Linked DNA regions of Homo sapiens: region 2 is linked to region 1. Evidence: chromatin contacts called from ENCODE Hi-C data. All regions are on one chromosome and are shown on one strand. The core of a region is the stretch at or near the end of the contact, and the rest is flanking DNA. Distances in the headings are between cores, read along the strand shown.

Region 1 (4,723 bases), core at 961-3,460:
TTCATAATATCCTATGCTTTTCATTTCTATATCATGTTTAGTTTAAAAATAACCCTTTTTATTGCTCATATTGGTAATATGCTTTTTTTCTGAACAATCCTGCAAGTTTATTAATACCTTCTAAAATTAATTTTTCCTCTGTTGATTTTATTTATTAATTTTGGTTTTTGACTATTTCCTTTTTGCTACACCTATACCCTTTGGGTTTCATTTACTATTCTTTTTCTAAACTATTGACATTGAAAATTAGATATTGATTTTCAGACCATACCTTTTGCTTGTTTATGCATTTGATGTTATAAATTTCCCTCTAAGCACTGAATTAGTTGCATTCCACAAGTTGTAATATGTCACATTTTCATTACCATTCAGTTCAGTATATTTCCTGATTTCTTTTTTTTTAGAGCATTTCCCATTTTCACTCATAAAATTATTAATCAAAATTCCAAAAGTAGATTCACTGAACCAGTGGTAACAAAATAGGAAATGAAATATTCCAGAGACATTTTGATAAGCTCCAAAGAAACACATGCTAGGCCAAAAATCTCCAGTTAAACCATGGTTGCACAACAAGTTATATTCATTCCTGCATTTTCTCAATAAGTTCTTCCTTATATTTGCCTGTCTCTTTTCCAACTTGTCAAGACTTGGCTTTGCATTCAAGAATTTTTTCTGATCCTTGTCCAGTTTTGGCCTGGTGAGAGCCACCTTGCTCAAGTGAAGGCCCACAGGGATGGTGGTGCCGTTGGCCCTCTCACACTGCACCTGCTCAATGTAGAGGACATATTTCTTTCTGAATAAGGGACACAAGGAAGTGTGTGTGGGTGTGCATGCATTGGGAAATGATGGATACACCTTGACTTTCTTTCTGTACAACTTGACTACTTGCCAATTTGTTAACCTCTGTAGTGTCCTCAAACCACCTGGACCTCGTGGTCCTTGCAGATGGGCATGGAGCAGACATTGTATTTCTGCTCAGCTCTTTGGAGAGCAGGGACGACATGACCTTCCTGCATACCTGCGAGGGGGCATTGAAGTGACGTTTGCAGTTTTTGCTGTGGTCCCAGGTCACCAAGCGATTGAACTTCATGGTGACTCTCTGGCTCCTATATATTTCCTGATTTCTATCTTATTCTATGACATATTGGATTTTAGAAATATAGTGCTTAATTTCTATATGGGGATTGTCTAGTTATGTTTGTGTAACTGACTTCTAGCCTAATTGCTGAGGATTAAGTCAGAAAGCAAATCAGTATGTTTTCAGTCCTCTGAAATTAGAGGCTCCCTTTGTGGCCCAGCACATGGTTAATTCTGCAGTTGCTGGGTTCTATATATGCCATTTAGTGAAAGGTGTTTGGCTGTGTTGTTTAGATCTATGTGCTTTTGATTTGTTCATCTTCTTGTTCTATCAGTAAAGACAACAGGTATTGAGAAAGCAATGTTGCTGCATTAACGGCACTCACTAAAGGGGATGAGAGACGGTATGTCACTATTGAGTCCAGCCCTACTAGAGAGTTCTAGGGTAATTCGCTGAGAAGTACAGGTTTTCAAGGGATAGCCTGAGATCAGTCTTGACTTTGTTGTGTTTCACAAGTCCAGCTGGAAAAGCCACATTGGCAGCTGGACACATGATTGTGAAGCAAAGAGAGAGGGCACATCTAGAGAAAGATGTTGAAGAGATTGGCAATTCAGATGACAATTGGAGGCATGGTAATGGATGACATTGCCAAGAAAATATAAAAGCCTTATACTATGACGATTAGCCTTAAAGAACTCCAACACTTAGTGGTTTCTTAGAGCAGCATAAACTTGCAAAGGAAACTAGAAAGACATAGCCAGAGAGGGGAAAAAAAAATATGGTGTTATCTTATGACAAATAGAACCCAAAACCGAAAAGCCAAAGGAAGGGTGTTTTATAGAGGAAGTGGTCAACAGTCTCAAGTGCTGTTTGGAGATCCAGTAACAATAATCTTGAATGTATCCATTTAGTGAAATGAAGATTACTGACAATCTTGATATGCATTGTTTTGATGGGAGAATGGAGAAGAAAATCTGCCTAAAGTAGGTTCAGAAGAGAGTGGGAAAGAAGGAAATGAAAGTAACAGATTAGATAACTAAAAAAAAAATTGGGCTGAAGGTCGAGCAGAAGAGGCTGGATCACAGAGGTAGACAGACGCAACACTCACGCTAAACGCACGTGCTTCTCTGGCTACAGTGTTCAATCAGTAATTACTCATTGATTGGACTGCTACCCCTCATCTCCCAATGCATGCACACCCACACACACTTCCTTGATCACCTTAGAAGAATAGTTATTATCTGCCATCCAGGTATAGACCCAAGTTTTGAAATTAAGCACCATCCAATAAAAAAAATTGTCTTAGCCATTACATACAAATATAAGAGAAGGCAATTCACTTCTTCACATAATTGAGTTTATTGGCCCTAGATTAAACCACACAGATGGATCTCTTAAACAGTTCCTACATTAGAACACAACCATTAAACTTCAAAGGTCCTGCCTAACATTATCACCACATTTAAAGGTTTCCTTGTCTAATAATTACCTGCAGAAACAGAACACCTGAACTATCTTTAGAACATCACCGGAATAAGGATAGTAGGAGGCAAAGGTATTAATTTCCAGTACAAAATCTTGTCCAACTTAGGTAAAGAAGTTATTTTAGGATGGTAAATGTAATTGAAAGGTTAGCCCAAAAGAAACACTAATTTAGAACAACAGAAACTTTATGCATATGTTCCAAAGCCATTTCTGGTGTGAAAAAGAATATGTTTCACAAATGGTGCATATTTTTAAGCCATAAAATCCAGACAAATTTTTCAGAAACAAAGCAAAATATTTTAAAGAAATCATCACATCTACCAAAGAGCAAGAAAGAAAATTTAAATTCAAATACCTATCTTTCAAATAAGTATATTATACCATTTATCTTTCTCTTGCTTCTAAAACATCAAGCCAGTAGTTTCTTTCATAACATAATCATTCAAAGCATGTCCCCAGCTCCTACCCATATTAACAGAAACAGCAAACACCTATTGTCTATCCAAAGAGCAATTACACCTCCTCCAAGCAGACAGGAAAACTCACTAATTCTAACATGCTACAAGTAGTTTTACTGATAACCTCTAGAGATTTGCAACCAATTTCAAAACATATACCCAAATATAATCACATCATTATGCCCTTAAGGTAGTCTCATGTAAGAATACAAGTATCATGCTTCCTTCAATTAAAAGAGATGAGAGAATAATATAATTGGAAGAGCAGTGAGTAGAGAAATCCAATTTTTGGACAACCTAATGTGTGGTATATCTTGCAAAGCTTATCAAAATTGTTTAGATGGGGAGTTTCCTGTAAATTATTAATTCCATCATCTGGATTTAAATCTATGTAACTAGTAGAAAGGATAACTTTTTTATGCACACACACTCTCGTCTCACATACATACACACAAATAGCATATGAAGTACTGTTGTAACTGACTGGTAACACTGTTGTGATTGACTGGTAATACAACCAAGTGTTACCAGTCAATTACAACTTCTTTGCCATTGCTGTTTTAAAATACTAATCCAGTCATCTGATACACATATTGACACCTAAGTAACGATGGGATATTCCAGCCACTAGGGATATATCAGTGAACAAGGCAGAGTACTTGCTTACATGAAAGTTATGTACTACTTGGAAGAGACAGACAATAATTTCTGTCTGTCTGTGATGGTAAAGGGAAGAGAAACAACCGAGTGGAAACAAAGGGTGGCTGTGGACAGCCAAGCATCTATTTTTCTATCATGCATCAGGAAAACACCCCTTAGATGAGGTAAGCAGAATGTGGAAGAAAGTGTGGGAGAACACCAGGGGGATACATGTAGCCAAAGAGCCTCTCACATAGCAGAAAGAGCAAGTGCAGAAGGCCAGGAGAGGGGGATAGGGGGTAGGCAGCCCACCTGGGGAGATGGAGAAAGAGCAAGGAGGCCAGTGTGGTTGGAAGAGAGCCAGAGAGGGGGACCACCAGGAGATGACCTCAAAGGGGAGCAGGAGATCGCATTGGACAGGTCCATGTAGGCCAGTCTGTGGACATCAGCTTTTACTGTGAGTGGGCTGGGAAACCACTAAAGGTTAAAAATGGCGTCAAACAATTCCTCTACTAGTTCCTACTAAGCATCTGGTCCTGTGTTCACTGCTTTACATACATCATCAGAAATCCTTAAAATGATCTTATACAATAGGTAATTTTACCTCCAACTTTACAGATGAAGCAAATGCAAACTGTTCAAGCTCACAGTGCCCGAAATTGAAGCCTCTCTATCTCAGTGTTGCTCAACAGGGGGTACTTCTGGCACTTGGGGTGGAAACATTCTTTGACATATGGGTCTGTTCTGTACACTGTAAGATGGCAGCTATCATAGTCCCCATCTCCTATGTGTCAGCAATGTCCCTGTCAGTGTGACCAGAAAAACCATCATATACATTTCAAAAGTCCCCAACAGGAACATAACGTCCACTAGCTGGAACCACAAGCATGGTGCCTGAATACCCTCACCACTGTGCCCTGCTTCTGTTATTTTATTCTGCTTGGAGAAAAGGGACAACTGGAAAAAAAATGTTACAATATAGATGGATAAGTGAAACGCTTTAGAGTTGAACCTTTTTTTTAGAGGTATCTTCCCTTACTTCAAACTCTGAAACAACAGTATC
Region 2 (4,723 bases), core at 1,309-3,808, 1.8 Mb before region 1:
TGTGTAAACCAAATGAATGATTATTTGGACCCCAATTCTATAGCATAATAGTCTAAACTTGCTAACTTGGGAGGCCAAGGTGGGCAGATCACTTGAGGTAAGGAGTTCAAGACCAGCCTGGCCATTGGAGACATGGTGAAAACTGCCTCTACTAAAAATACAATAATAATAATAATTAGCTGGGCGTGGTGGCGCATGCCTCTAATCCCAGCTACTCGGGAGGTTGAGACAGGAGAATTGCCTGAACCTGGGAGGCGGAGGTTGCAGTGAGCAGAGATTGTGCCATTGCACTCCAGCCTGGGCGACAGAGCAAGCCTTCGTCTAAAATAAAATAAAATAAACTTGCTAACTTCCAGACCTAAATCTAGAGAACAGGAATGCATTGCTTTAATATTATTCAGAATTTCTTAAAAGTTGCTAGGGCATGTTTTAGAAGAAAGTGATTGTTTTCATATGTGATGAGATAACAAAGGTGATAGAGTGAATATATTTCCAAAAATGAACGTTTATTTCCAATTTTCCAATTCTGTTTGTCAAAAAGGTTTCTCTCTCAACAAGATTATTATTTCCATGTAGAAAAAAGAGCAGGGATTTGTTAAAAACTGTATGTAATACTCTAAACAACCTCGGGGTAACCAAGTATTAGTTGCGGATAAACTTACTGATCATGGCACAAGTGTTGACCTAAATCACCTCTGACTATGTTAAAGCTGAAGGAGGGCATTTTGGAAGTGCAACTGGGTCTGCAGTCCTTGACACAGAAACACACTGACTCAACACCTTCTGACGCTGGAGACTTATGCTTGACAATTGCCCTTCAAGGATAAGAAAAATCCCAGCAAGGCACCGTCCTTGGTTTCAATGATGCCCAGAGAAAAGAAAAAGAAAAAAGAATATAAATCTGATTTCTTTTCCATTGAAGCAGTTTTAATGCTTCCAGTGAAACACAGAAAATAAAGATTTGTAATTGGGAGTTCAAGGCCATCCATAGCTTCTCTCCTGAGCTTCGTCTCTACATGTAGATTTCTTGAGTTCTAGCATTCCAATGGTACCATGTTTACATCTTTTTATTTTGGGACCTTGATGGAATAAATGGAGCTATGTAGTCTACCAGAGTATGACAGATAATGGATAGCTCGTCATTTAAAACAATCTTTTTTGCCGCTAATAATTATACTAGAATTTTAAATATGCTACCTCTTCCACCAGATGGTCTTGAATAATGCTTCCATCTACTTAATTGTGCTTTTTGTAAATCAGTTGCATAAAATCTTTTGATGCAGTTTCAAAGATCCCTTTTGTAGAAGCACGGAGATCATGTAATTGGCTGAGAACAACTATCCAGTCTGAGAGGATGACCTTTTACCCTCTACCCAAAAAGAGCACTCCAGAGAGAAAGGTGCCGTAATCTGGGTTTAAGGCTTCTTACCATCATGTGGAGAGCCTGTTTCCTGTGCCACACACACAGTGGCAAGAAAGCTCAGCTTCAACATTAATGTAGAACTTCCCACGTTGCTCTTGAGAAAATCCACTCCTTAAAGAGGAAGAAAGGACCTCACCCCATGCCTCCCTCCCTCGGTGGAGATGCCCACACATGGGCACTCGGAACCAGTTGCAGGCAACTGTGAATTGGGAGGAAGGAAAGAAGAGATTAGGACTGAAAGAGGTGAGTATGTTCAAGTCTGTTTCTAGTGTAGAGATAGCGAGATGGTCACCCGTTAATTCATTTGCAAGGCTGAGAGTAATGCTGAATCCTGGCTTAGGACACCAGTAGATGACTTCCCAACAAATAAGTGGACAAAAAGATGACACCACCACCTGAAGGAACTTTTAAAGCAATGAATGAAGCACCTTGAAAAGTTAGATTTTGGTTAAGAGACACATCCCCAAAGTTAAATGAAAAGGTAGAACCTGGCTTTGCAAAACTGATGAAAAATGGCCATGTATGCTACAAAGTAAGACCCTTTTTTTGACATTTTTTTTTTTCCATGAGAGTCAACAGGGGAAAGTTTGGCTAATGTTTTCTATCACTAAAGACTTAAAAAATAACTGGAAACATTCCCATAGGCTTTGTTTGTTTGTTTTTAAGAGGCTTGTTTCTCGTTTTTCCATGCAAATTAAAATTCCTAGTGTGGCTTCTATAAATTTGAACTTTTGAAAACTTTCCCTTAGCATTTGGCTCAAAGTGTAGCTGGCACTTCCGTGTGACAACAGAGAAATTTCAGTTCTGCTTTTCTTCAGAGCTGCGTGTTATGGGTTAGATAAGTAAACTTGGCTTTCTCTGTTCTAACGACAGTGTGTCCAGGGAAGCTGGAAGAAGAATGGCTCCAGGGTTCCTGTCGATGCCAGATTTCACCAGCGCTACCCTGCTTTTATCAGTTTTCCATATAGAGCTTTCATAAAGGTTTTCTTTTTCTGTTTTTTAAATTGTGGTAAAATACATATAACATAAAATTTACCATCCGTGACACTAACTGCATTTACCATGTTGTGATGCAACCATCACCACGAGAACATTTTCACCACCCCAAAAGGAAACCCCAAACCCATTAAGCAGTTACTCTTCATTTTCCCTCTTCCACCAGCCCGTGGCAACCACTAATCTGCTTTCTGTCTGTGTGGATTTGCCAACTCTACTTTTTATGTTTCATATAAATGGAATTATGCCATATACATAACCTTCTATGTCTCACTGCTTCTACTTACAATAAATGTTTTCAATCGAAGTTCATTCACCTTGTAGCATGTATCAAAATTTCATTCCTTTTTATGGTTGAATAGTATTCCATTCCATGAATATGTCACATGTTAAAAAATTCCTTCATGAGTTGATGAACATCTGAGTTGTTTTCATTATTTTGCTACTGTGAATAGTGCTAACATGAGCATTTTTGTGAATGTTTTTATTTGAACACCAGTTTCCAGTTCCTTGGGGAATATACCCAGGAGTGGAGTTCCTAGGTCATATGGAAATTCTCTACTGGGCTCATTGAGGAGCCATCAAATTGCTTTCCATGGTGGCTGGACCATTTCACGTTCCTGCTAGCAGTTTCCTAGGGTTCCAATTTCTCCACATCCCTTCCAACACTTGCTATTGTCCATTATTTTGGTAGTTATCTAAGTGTGTGTGAAGTATCTCACTGTGGTTTTGATTTGCATTTCCCTAATGGTTAATGGTATTAAGCATCTCTTTATGTGCTCATTGGTCATTTGTACGATCTGTGTTAAAGTTTTCTTTTTGAGAAAGTGTTTTTCAGTTTCAAAAACATAGATTGTAAATTACATTTAGAATGTGCCCATTTTTCTAGCCCAGCTTGGTCCCTTTGAGAAGTTGCCCTTGGTCCTGAAACCAACAGCACAATCCTGCCAGGTGCCAGTGTCCATGCAGTGAGCTCCTGAGCTGCCTGGTTCTACCTGCTAGTGCCTGGCTGTCTCTTGACTTATGTAGCTGAAATTTCTGCATTATCTCTTCTTCCATCTGCCCAATCGACATTATACCTATTATATCACAGGCTTGATTTGTAGTTCTGCTCCTTATATTTATCCTGTCACAGGAGCTAGCAGCATGTGCTCCAGAGTTGGACTGTGATGAAGACCTTGGAGAACCCAGTATCTCAGTTTTCTCAGCTCTAAAGTGGCTATCTCCATAGTACTTGCCTTGTAGATGTGTTGTATTAAATTAGGTAATGCATATACATCATTTGGCCTGGTGTTTTTGAGGTGTACACTCAATAAGAGGTACTTTATAAACATCTTGCCTCTCCCTTTGCATGCTAGTCTCCTTGTACTGACAACCTGGTGATCCCATCTGGGTCCCCTGATAAGACCTGGATAATATGACTCTCTAGTGTTCTTAAGATACTGTTACTAAAACCATCTTTATTTATTTATTTCAACTTTTATTTTAAGTTCAGGGGCACATGTGCAGGTTTGTTATATAGGTGAATTTGTGTCATGGGGGTTTGTCATACAGGTTATTTTGTCACCCCGGCATTAAGTGTAGTACTCATTAGTTATTTTTCCTGATTCTCTTTCTCCTTCCACCCTCCACTCTCTGAGAGGCCCAGTGTCTGTTGTTCCCCTGTTTGTACAGGACCATCTTTAAAGGCATTGGGACTCAATACACAATTTCTAAATATCATGGGAATTAGCAAATTAATTTATAAGTTTTTATACAGCAGTTTAATTCTGGGAATGTAATACCGTTTATTTCTGAACAGGAAATTTAATATCATCTACTTTTTATTGAGTGCCTAACATGTTCCAGCCACTTACTATAGGTGCTTATTATATTATTTCTAATTCTAGTAATAACGCTGAAAGTTGATACTATTGTCTCTGTTCAATAGTTGAGGCATAATTGAAGTCAAATGGGAGTAAGTAACAGACCGCAGGTCTTAAGGCAGATTCACTAAGTAGCAAGGTTAAAATTTAACACTCGGTCCCCATGATCCCCCAGTTTTTTGCTCCTTCTTAATCACCATACAACTGATATTAGAGTGAGTAGCTTTAGGCATTTACTAGAATGTTTGATATTCAATGAAAAAATTCTGAAGGTGCATGGACCAATAAATATTGTGAATATCCATGTGAAGTTTGTCACTCCCCCAAAATTTCATTCCTCTTCCCATCCTTTCCATTCCTCTTCCCTGCTGCTCGTGCTCTCTCTTTTTCTACCAGATGACAGATGACTAAACAAAATAATAAAATGTGAAGCAAGTTC

What was found. Hi-C counts contacts between places; a loop is a spot of excess contacts on that map. Pooled maps may share reads with other maps.
Region 2: a loop to region 1 is called in a map with no recorded cell type, with 7 times the contacts of the local background. The contact joins two enhancer-like sites. A Hi-C loop is called at or near these places in 3 of 37 single-sample maps with no recorded cell type and 1 of 50 pooled maps.

What each region holds. Positions count from the first base shown.
Region 1 is chr15:94,269,863-94,274,585 of GRCh38, reverse strand. All of the region lies in intron 1 of MCTP2 (multiple C2 and transmembrane domain containing 2), which reads right to left. It also overlaps the pseudogene RPL26P5. Among named protein-coding and RNA genes, the nearest start is that of MCTP2, 41 kb to the right of the region's middle. Within about 2 kb of position 2,210, at least 4 of the 41 ENCODE cell types and tissues checked have a DNase peak (open chromatin) inside an H3K27ac peak, as active enhancers do.
Region 2 is chr15:96,040,631-96,045,353 of GRCh38, reverse strand. All of the region lies in intron 1 of LOC112268156 (a long non-coding RNA gene), which reads right to left. LOC105370998 (a long non-coding RNA gene) reads left to right here. Exons shown (of 4, transcript XR_001751688.2): 4 at 1,284-2,731. Among named protein-coding and RNA genes, the nearest start is that of NR2F2-AS1, 280 kb to the left of the region's middle. Within about 2 kb of position 2,558, at least 3 of the 41 ENCODE cell types and tissues checked have a DNase peak (open chromatin) inside an H3K27ac peak, as active enhancers do.